2 separate regions of the Homo sapiens genome follow, and region 1 is linked to region 2. A link is a contact called in ENCODE Hi-C or POLR2A ChIA-PET data. All regions are on one chromosome and are shown on one strand. Each heading gives the region's core, a stretch centred on a gene start or an enhancer-like site at or near the end of the contact. The rest is flanking DNA. Distances are from core to core; before and after follow the strand shown. Region 1 overlaps RTL9 (retrotransposon Gag like 9). Region 2 overlaps AMMECR1 (AMMECR nuclear protein 1).

Evidence for each region. Hi-C counts contacts between places; a loop is a spot of excess contacts on that map. ChIA-PET counts read pairs that join two places held with the same protein, here RNA polymerase II (POLR2A). Pooled maps may share reads with other maps.
Region 1: a map of PC-9 shows a loop between it and region 2 (8-fold over the local background). The contact joins two enhancer-like sites. A Hi-C loop is called at or near these places in 1 of 168 maps with a recorded cell type or tissue (PC-9) and 4 of 50 pooled maps. POLR2A ChIA-PET finds 5 or more read pairs at or near these places in 3 of 52 experiments (OCI-LY7, PC-9 and activated CD4-positive, alpha-beta T cell).

Annotation. Positions count from the first base shown.
Region 1 is chrX:110,399,996-110,405,628 of GRCh38, reverse strand. The region is part of intron 1 of RTL9 (retrotransposon Gag like 9); the gene reads right to left. It also overlaps a transcript of AMMECR1 not described here. Among named protein-coding and RNA genes, the nearest start is that of RTL9, 44 kb to the right of the region's middle. Within about 2 kb of position 2,753, at least 3 of the 41 ENCODE cell types and tissues checked have a DNase peak (open chromatin) inside an H3K27ac peak, as active enhancers do.
Region 2 is chrX:110,282,593-110,287,652 of GRCh38, reverse strand. The region is part of intron 1 of AMMECR1 (AMMECR nuclear protein 1); the gene reads left to right. Among named protein-coding and RNA genes, the nearest start is that of AMMECR1, 33 kb to the left of the region's middle. Within about 2 kb of position 3,297, at least 2 of the 41 ENCODE cell types and tissues checked have a DNase peak (open chromatin) inside an H3K27ac peak, as active enhancers do.

The sequences.
Region 1 (5,633 bases), core at 1,504-4,003, 120 kb before region 2:
TTCCCTTAAAAAGCAGCTTATTATAATTATTAAAAGAGAGAGAATGACTATTGCTAGCATTTGCCAAGGACATCTGGAAACTCTGAAAGAAAATTTCAGCCTCTTCTATTAGCAGTGGGGACAGGTTTCCCTCCCTTCTGGAGCACTAACATTCTTGGAGAAACAGCCAGCTGGATATGGTAAGATGGTGAGGTAAACAAAGTGTTTCTCCAAAAGTTCCATACCTTCTCCTCCCAGGTTAATTTGGCTTTTACGCTGCTACCCATTTGCTCAGAAGGGGCTCCTTTCAGCCATTGAGGCCCTCTCTGGGAGCTCTTGGTTATCCAATTTTAATGTTCCCCTCTTTACAAGCTCCCTTTGCAATTTGGCATTCTACATCTTCTTCCCTGAGGGATAACAACACAAGAAAGGATAGAAAAATTGCAACGTGACCTTTTTAAAAAGAATGACCTGTATGCAAAATCCCAACAGCACCTCTTAGAAAATACATTTACACAAAACCCCATGAAAGGCTCTGACTCATGCTTGGGGGGGGGGGGGACACAACAAGCACACCTGAATATATTTTTCGAATTTAACTGACAAAAGCGTATCTCTGAATCTCCATCACAGTATGTATAGTTTCCACCCCAAAAGTAAACACTTTAGGCTATTAGGAGAAATGACAATGGCCGTTTCAACAGAATGCGGATGACAGAATTTGCTTCCGAAAATGCTACTATGTGTATTTTCTTGTTTCCTGGTTATTAATATAACACATTTTGCCTCTGAGTGAAATGTTTTTACTTATGCCAAGAAAAATCGTGAGTTACAGGAAGTCTAACAGGCTTAATTAGTGAGTTTAACTTAATCCGGTGATTTTCAGCAACCCTGACAGAGTCAGGTTCACTCCCTGAATTTAATGGGAAGTGGTCAGAAATGGCCTTTAGCAACCTTATGAGAGAAAAGGCACATGATGCGCACAAACAAGGCCGGTTCTCCCAAGGTAAAAATAATAGGCTGAGGTACCGTAATTATCAACAGTGGTTTTTGTATACAGGTGCCTACTGCATGTGTTACCTGTTGCTTTCAGCTTTCGTAATTACAGTTTCTTATGATCAGACAGTGCTATTTTCCCTTCCTATTACCAACCAGCATGCTCAGGTGAAAGTTGTTCATGCCCCTGGAGTTTGTCCTGCGAGTGTATTTTTAAAGGCAAAGCTTCTTAGCCCAGCCAAATGAAACTGATCGGAAAAGCACCATAGAAACCAGAGGCCTATTATGTGTAATAGCTGGGCTCTTTGCAGCCCTATCCTAAGCACTAGGCCACAATTTCGGAAGGAAAGAACCTGTAAAGACTTCAGAAGACAGCAATGAAGACGATTAAGGGATTGGAAAAGAGGATCTAGGGGAAAAGGTTAAAGGTATTAGGATTATAAGGACGATTTAGCCTCAAGAGGAAAAAAAATGAAGGAGCCTGACCAACTGTTCTTCCTCGCTATTGATGGCACAGAATAAACGAATGGTAGCATGACGTACTTTAGTTTAGATGTAAGAAAGAACATGACAACAAGTCTCCGGAATCACTAAAGACTGTTCGTTCTTCATTCCTAAAACATTAGTCGAGCTTCCACCCCATGCTGGACTGTGTGCTGAGCACTGGAGAAGAAGTTCACAGGCTAATGAGGGAGACATGCCAAACAGATCATTATAAGACAGTGGGAGGCTTAGTATAATTGAAGGAATTCAGAATGCTTTGGACTTTTAAAAGGCGATTGGGTGTATACAGCACATATATATCACCTCCAGTGGGGTCTGAGGCAGTACCCAGTAATCAAGTACATTGATATTTCTGGAGCAAAAACACATGAATATTCACACAGGGTGTGAAAAATAAAGACTATAAATAACCTCATGTCAGTTCAAGTTGCGCTGCCAAATGAGTTTGTCATAAACGTACAAAGGCTCTCAGTTTCCAGAGCTTTTGGGGTTTTGGAATGATAGCTATGAGGCTATGAGTCTGGGTAAGGGGAGTCTGGCCAAGCACCAAGACCTGGGAATGACAGGGAGCTTCAGAATGTGGGCAGAGCCTGTGTCTCTAATGTGCCCCAATTCTGCTGCCCTGGTATCATGGACGTGTTTGGAGAAGGATCCGGGCATGTGCATGTGTGTGCGCGCATGCGTGTGTGTGTGTCTGTCTGTCTGTCTGTGTGTGTCTGTGTATACAGCAGGAGGAAGCTCCTTGCTGCTCCTCAGGTCAAGTCCACTTTCAGTGGCTCCTAGCAACATACTTTGAAGGAATGAGGTCTTTATTAACCAAATAATCAGTAAATGGGTTTTGTTATTGTTTTCAAATTATTTAGCTCCATAGTACCTATGAATATGCCCACAAATTTTGTAGAATAAGCATCCTCTGTGAGGTTTGCAATGTGTGGTAGAATCCCTGGGGCTGGGGGGTGTCACATCTCTGGCCTTCCTTTTTCAGCTGTGTTCTGTGAAGAACAGGGGCAGGGAAAGCCTGGCCTCTCAACTCCCTCTCTCATACCTACTCCCAAGGATGGCAGGGCCTGCCTAGCAAGTGATAAAGAAAGCTGAAAAGCCTACAGGGAGGGGCACCTGAGCTTCTGCTTATCTGGATTGGGGAACACCCAATTATCCTCTACCAGCCAAGCAGCTTCACGTAGGGGCTAACCTCCCTTAAAGGGGAACACCCAGTGAACCCTGTCACACCCTCAGAAGTTGTTTGCTTCCTGAAGAAAAGGGGGCAGTCCTTGAGTTCATTCTTCTGTTCCTAATCATGAAAGGAGACACCCCCCTTTCAGGACCTATTTTCTTTTGTCACTTACCCCCAACCATCACCTACACCTAAGCTCAAAAAATAACTAAAGCCCTCTTTTTGTCTTTAGACCTCCCTCCAAAAGCATGTCCTTCTCTCTGGACTGGTCCTCCTCTCCACCCTCTGGGAATCCAAGCCCACATCATTTCAGGATGAGATCAGCCTCCAGCCACTCCCTCTGAGGCCTGGCTTCCCAACCTTGGTGATTCCAAAGCACACATCTGTTGCAACACACAGGGCTCGCCCCTAGGCAAAATGGAGCCGGGGACACAGCTCTCAGTCAGCTGAGCTCCCACACTCACATACCCCATCCATGCTAGCACAGCCTTCCTCTTCCGTGGGGAGTAGGCTCCCTGGAACCCTTCCGTCTCCTCTCCCTGACAGGAAAGGCTCTGATCAAGGAATTTGCACTCAGATATAAATAATAACCCTGCCTTACCAAGGCAACCCTGACAGACAAACCTTGCAATTTGACTCAAAGGAATTGTATGCCGACCATGACGGTTTCTGGCATCACTCATAGGCAAAAAACAAATATTTATAGGCAAGGTGAGCCTTCTTCATGCTCATCAGATTATGATGTAGGGCTGCCAAGGCAGCTCTTGTCTTCTTGATCTAAGATAGACCATAGCAACATTCCTCAGAGCAAGGGACTCTGTTTCACTCTGTTTTCCGATTCAAATCAGGTCATGCAGTTTGATATCAAGAGAGATTATCTGAAATTGGGATTGACCTGGAAAGTGTGGGACAGAGGGTTGCCAAAGGTTGAGCGTACTGGTGGGAGGGAGTTGGGAAAGGAAAGGGAGACTTTGAAGAAAGAGACTTGTTGGTGAGAAGAGGAAAAGAGAAACAAGGAAGCGAAGAGAGACCTGGATGGTTATGGGGGTGAGGCAGAAGACTACTAAAAATTGATTTAAGGGAACAGTTAACATTTTTACATGCTTATTTTGTACTGGACACCGTAAGTGTGTTATCTCATGTCATCCTCACAACACGTCTAGGAGATGAGAACTATTATTAGATCCATTTTACAGGGGAGGAAACGAAGGCTCACTGAGATTAACTGTGGGAAATCATGCAATCAGTGAATGGCAGAGCCAAGATTCAAATGCTTATTGATCTGACTCCAGGGCCCTCAGCCATCTGAGAAAGGGGCCAAACACCCTTTGGTTGTAGGAGAAGCCTCCATGGTGTATCTTGATAGAGGCCCCCAGACAACCCCTTCCCCTTACCACAACACAGAAACACCTACATGCCTCCCGTGGGAGCTACCTGCTCCTAAGCTAAAGATTGCTTTCTGGGAAGGCACCAATAAATATAATATGTGCTCTGGAAAAGGTTAGGTTAAGGCAGTTTACCTTCAGAAAACACAAACCAGAGGTCAAGGTCTTAGAGGAGTTAGGAAGGAGAAGCTCTCAGCAGGATGGGCTGCCTGTAGGAGCCATAGTAGGTGTTGCAGCATGTAGGTGGCACTGTAGTACTGAGTCCCCGAGACACACTGGGAGTCTGAAGACACTAAAGACAAACTTGGCTTATTTCACCATTTTGCCCAGAGCTGACTCTGCTCACCATACACACAAGCGAGGGAAGAGTGCACAGTGCAAGGGAGCTGATGCAGGTATTGGAGCCTACGTTCAAATCCTAGCTTTGCAGCCTACTTGCTATGTATCTTTGTTACTCCTCTGAATGTGGCAAGTCACTGGTCTGAATTTTCCACTTTCATCTGTAAAACGAGGATGAAAATAAAAACATCGACTTGAGACGTGAGATTGTTTGTGTAAATGGTTCAGCACAATGTCTGGCACTTAAAAGAAATTCATTAAATATCATGTCCACCTACCCTGCTCTCACCACCTCTTGGAAGAAAAGGGAGTCCAAATTTAAAAGCCCTGGAAGTAGCCTCTAAAGATGACGAAGAACTGGGAGCATTCATTGATTCATTTACCACATAAGCCCTGAATCCCTCTTTTGTTCCCTAGAGACTCAGACATAAATAAAATAGTCCCTGTTCTCAAGGGGCTCACATTCAAGTGGGCAAAGATCCAACAAACTCTTGCCATAAAATATAAAACATTATAATAGAGATAAATTCAGGAGGGCCATGAGGGTACCTAAGGGCACTGAGAAAGCTTCACAGAGAAAATATTTGCGAGACAAGCAGCAATTGTTAGGCAGACAAGGAAAGAGAGTGTATTCCAAGTAAAGGGAATAGCATATGTTAAGGAACAAAACATGACAGATTTAAGTGGAGCTGGAACATCAGTTCAGAATGTAGTGAGGACTGGTGAGAGATTACACTGTAGGAGGAGTCAGAAGAGGTAGGGTATTACTGAGCGACACTTCTGAGCAGAGAAAAGATGCTATTCAAAATTTATGATAACCAATATGGCATGGGCATTAACCAGTTAGAAAGGACTCAGAACAATACGGAAAGCCATATTGGGGCCTCTAAGGAAGGGATTCCTTATATTTAGAATAGTTTTGGCAACTGAAGTGAATATAGGTAGATAAATAATGGATTGGCTATCACTGAGGCTTCCATGTTGTTTGAACATTTAGCCTGGCAGGAACAGTAATATCTGGCATACAAGATATCTACTCAGTGGCACATAATACTATTTTGCAGAAACAATTTTAGAAATTGCACCCAAATGTGTGTGTAAGAGATTATTTACTGCGCTGCCAAAACTTGGGTATCTATTCAGTAGAATGTCAGGGAGGAAGATTACAGCATCTCAGTAGTCCTCTAAGCACACAGAGCACAGCCACACACATAACATGTCCCTAATCAATGTTGAATTGCTATAATGAAGTCGGT
Region 2 (5,060 bases), core at 2,048-4,547:
AACTCTACCCTGTACTAGACAGTGTCATGTAGACTAGTAACTTGGAAGATTAAGGTATAAGAAATTGTTGAGGTCGGGTATTCTGAGCATCAGTATACACACTGATTTCTTCCCCAGAATGGTGATACTCAGGAAACCAGGGAGCCCCTGGTTACATAAGGAAGTGTGAACTGCTGCAGATAGAAATTGGAACAAGACATCCTCATTACTGTAACTCTGAGGTCTAATAGATGTCCTCCCTACAACTACAACAAGGTGGTCTGTGTTTTCCAGGATTGGAGAAGAAACCAAAACAATTTGACAGTTTTTGTCAACTAGGTCTGGAGGCACTTCCCTGAAGTAAAAAGATCATCTGATTCAACGACTCCTCCTCAGTCTCAGTCACATTAGGTGACTACACCAGTTAGTGTGTCTCTGCATTTTGGTTCTATTTGAGAAAAATGTTTCTGTATGGAAAGGTAACACAATAGTAAGAGATAGTTTATCCTTCATCCCCTCTTTTGACACCCTACTCTTGAATTCTGATAGCTGGAGTTCTTTTTCTTAAACCCACTACCTTCACAAGAAGGCAAACTGTTTAAACTCACCTATCTCTCACATGATAGTAGCTGGTCTCATAATTGACAGAATCATTGGCAGTAAGACCATTATCTCTTTTAACCAGTGGTTGAAAATTCTACTTAGTTGTCTATTGGAGCTCAAGAAACTATTAACTTATGAACGTAATTTAGTATTGAAGCACCTTGTGGGCCTCCTGGCTATCAAAGATAATCAGATACCCCAAAAGGACCCTTGAACTGGTATCAAAATTCAGTAGTAACTAATGTAGGATACTAGGGATTAGCCTCATGATTTTTTTTAACTAAGGTCTCCAGATGGCCAATGAATTTATGAAACCGGAAGGAGCTGGTGGAATGGGAGGACAGAGAAGATGACGTTAAGTAACTTTGCATACATGCTCTAATTTTTTTTTTTTTTTTTGAGACAGGGTCTCACTCTGCCACCCAGGCTGGAGGGCAGTGGCACAATCACAGCTCACTGCAGCCTCAACCTCCCAGGCTCAGGTGATCCTCCCACCTGAGCCTCCCAAGTACCTAGGACTACAGGCGCACAACACCATGCCTGGCTAATTTTTGTAAATTTTTTGTAGAGACGGGTTTTTGCTATGTTGCTCAGGGTGGTCTCAAACTCATGGGCTCAAGTGATCCGGCTGCCTGGGCCTCCCAAAGTGTTAGGATTACAGGAGTGAGCCATTACGCCCGGCCCATGCTCTAATTTTTTAATGGTCATGTGCCCATTGAGCATTCATCATTCAGGTGAGTCATAACTAGAGACTGTATAAGGGTATTGTGAAACTCTATGCAGTTCTTTAGTCATGCTGGGGTTGGGTTCTTTTAAAAACAGACCATTTCCAGATAGTAACCATATATTCTGGATTTCCAGGACAGCCCTGATTTCATTTTGTCCCATTGTGTCCATAAGTATACTTATGTTCGTTAGACGTTATGCCAGTTTTTGGCTTGGAAAATATGGACATCAGGCATATAAGGACTTCCTTCTTGCCAACTGAAAACAGTTCATCACAGCATAGCCTTGCTCTTTCAACCCTGCCATCCTAACTGCCAGCAGTCTCTGATTTTGCTCCCATCTTGTATCTCCCACACTTACTTTAACCCTTTGTGAGTTAATTTATCTCTTTTCTTTGGTGTCTCCTTGCCTCTGGAGTCCAGCAAATTGTGTATCCTTATACTCTCACAAAGCTACTTGTATCCTAGCATTTTGGTAATAGGATGTACTCTTTTGAAAAATGGGACACTTTCTTTTTTCCCAGGGTGCTCTTGGGGGTTGAAAACTGTTCTGTGAGATACTCATCTTCAGAGGCCTCCGAAAACACATTCAGTAAGAAGCAGTACTACTACTACTACCATGTATTGAGTGTTTACTATGTATGAGAAGTTGGGTAAAATATTTTTAAAATCTCATTTAATCCTAACCACCTGTGAGATTGGTAGTGTTCCCTTTTCACAGATAAGGAAATATACTTAGAGAGTTTGAGTTTTTCAAGATTCTGCATTTGGAAATCCTTGCTACATTCCAATAAGATATTAGTTGTGTACATACCAGGCTTAGAATTGTGGATGAACTACCAATGACTCCAACCCCATTATAGAAGAAATTTCACCTTTTTACTTGGTACCACCAGGAAATAAGTATTTCTATACTCTTGGTAGATGAATTTTTATACATTCTTCTTGTATACCACTGGTCCTCAAACTTGAGAATGCATGAAAACCACCTGAAGGGCTTGTTACTCCCAGTTTCTGATTCAGTAAGTGTGAGAATTAAGTGTGTAAAATTAAACTTGAGACTTAATTTCTAGTAAGTTCCCAGTGATGCCAACGTTGCTGGTCCAGGGACCACACTTTGAGTCATTGTTACATACTAATTATTTTTTATTCAGCAAATCATTATTCAGTACTTATGGTGTTCTAGGCACCGTTCTAAGCACTGTGGATATAATAATGAAAAGGTTAGGCAGGGTCTTTGTTTTCATAAAGCTTATAGTCTAGTGGGACAGATGACTAATTTTATTGGGATAAGTGAACAGGGATTGCCATAGAGAACAACAGAGTTGCTATCCTCTACTTTAGATGGGTTGAGAACCCTGTCTAAAGGATGGTAGTTGGGTCTCTTTGAGGAGGTGATAGTCTAAGACCTAAAGGATATGAAGAGCTCATATGGCTTTCACGCTTGAATTTTCTTAGCTCCAACTTCTGTTGCCATCACTGGTGATGACTACCTTGGGAGAACTCCATGAATTTCAGACTGACCCCTGTGTAATTCATTCTTTGGTACTTTGTGTGGCCTTGGCCAAGCTTGACTGAATAGTTCCTTTAAGATTGTTTACCCCCTCTCCACCCCAACCTTCCCCCACCATCCAGTATAGATACAGAAGTCAGAGGAATTTTAAGAGTGGGCTAATTTTGTCTTCTGGCTTCACCTAGATCACATTCTTTGGTATATGATGGCTTGAGAAGAATATATGCTAAGGAATTGTGCCTGTGAACCTGCCATTCATGGCCACTGCCCTTACCTTATAACTATCAATGATACCTTAAGATTCTGTCTTAATTGCCAGTTTGCAAATTTGCCTCAAAAGGGGAGACAGTGTGGGAATCTCCACAACTCCTTAGCTACCCTGATGTTAGGTTTCTCTAGGGAAGATTTCTAGATTCATGCAGTCTAAGAAGGTGTTGTCAGAGCAACACAAAACCAAACTTCCCTTCCAGTTGTGGTGACTAAAGCTGGAAAAATTCTAGATATTCGAAGGAGACTTTCTACGGAACTATCATGATTTCTTGCCTTCAGAGTTTTAGTTCTGAAGTTTGATGCCTTACTCTTTTTTTCCCCCCTCTGGTTCTGTCCTACCATGACTTAACCAGCTTTTCCTTTGAATCCCTCCTGCCTCTGGAGCCATTTCCTTGCTGTCTAGTTTCATTTTATTTTTTATTTTTATTTTTATTTTTGAGACAGAGTCTCACTCTGTCACCCAGGCTGGAGTGCAGTGGCAAGATCTCAGCTCACCGCAACCGCCGCCTCCTGGGTTCATGCGATTGATTCTCCTGCCTCAGCCTCCTGAGTAGCTGGGATTACAGGCCTGTGCCACCACGCCCAGCTAATTTTTGTATTTTTAGTAGAGATGGGGTTTCACCATGTTGGTCAGGCTGGTCTCAAACTCCTGACTTCAAGTGATCCACCCTCCTCGGCCTCCCAAAGTATTGGGATTACAGGTGTGAGCCACTGCACCCAGCCTCATTTTATTTTAATTAAATATTTTCTCTGGTATTCTGTTCCTTTGGAGGAAAAGAGACCCTTACCAGGTGCTACGGTATGAATATTTGTGACCTCCCACCAGATTTATATGTTGAATTCTAATCTCCAAGATGATGCTATTAGGAGGTGGGGTTATTTGGGAGGTGATTAGATCACAAAGGTGGGGCCCTCATGAATGGGATTGGTGCCCTTTTATAAAAGAGGCCCAAGGGAGCTCATTCATCCTTCCCACTGTGTGAGACACAGCAAGATGTTGTTGTTTATGAGGAATGGGCCCGCATCAGACACTGAGTCTGCTGGCTCCTTAATCTTGGACTTCCTGGCCTCCAGAACTATGAGAAATAAATTTGTTATTTGTGAGCTACCCATTTTATGGTATTGTAAATAGTCCAAACAGACTAAGACAACAGATATTTCTCTAGGTATTTTCAGGCAGAGCATTTCACTTGGCCTAGGTGTATGTATTTTTGGATAGCAGACTTCCTTAGTCTTCTCTCAATAAATTCCTGAACCAGAGAAGGGGAATATGAGTAATTGACTTTTCTGGTTGCCAAAGATGTCTTTAGTTTACATGAAAAATGTTTTGAACAGTTATCCAGTGCATGCTTAAATGGGCTGTCTCTTATAACACATCTGCACATACAGGCCAGATTTAACTACCTTACCCAGATTGAAAATTTCCTTTTCCTTGTGGACTCAGAAGTTTCTTCCTGCTAGTCTGGTTCCTGATGGTATACAGTGGATAAACATTTTTTTTTTGTTAACCCATATATCAACCATAAGAATGACTGAAATAAAAAAGGAAATGGTGTGCCAGCTCACTCATAGCTGGAGATGATAAACCTTTTCTGTTGCTTTAGAGCCAGATATCCTTGGTTGGTAGTGTCATGTCTGCTCCATATTAACAGTGTCTTGGGCAAGTAAACCAATCTTGCCGAGAAGAAGAAAATGCATATGAAAGCACCTAATAGTACTTAATTCATAATATCATAATATGCTCTCACTGAATGTTAATGCTTGCTTTCCTCCTTGATGTTCTTAAAGCCCTGAAACACTTGATTGAGCAAGGCATAATCTCTCATGGTGTACCCCATCAGCACCATAATCTTACATTTTCCAGATATGGAATCCGTTTAAGAACTACCTGCTTAATTATATTTATTATAAAAATGATAATCTCAGAGTATCCCTACTTCTTCAAGGTATCCAAGAAAGGAAATTAACAA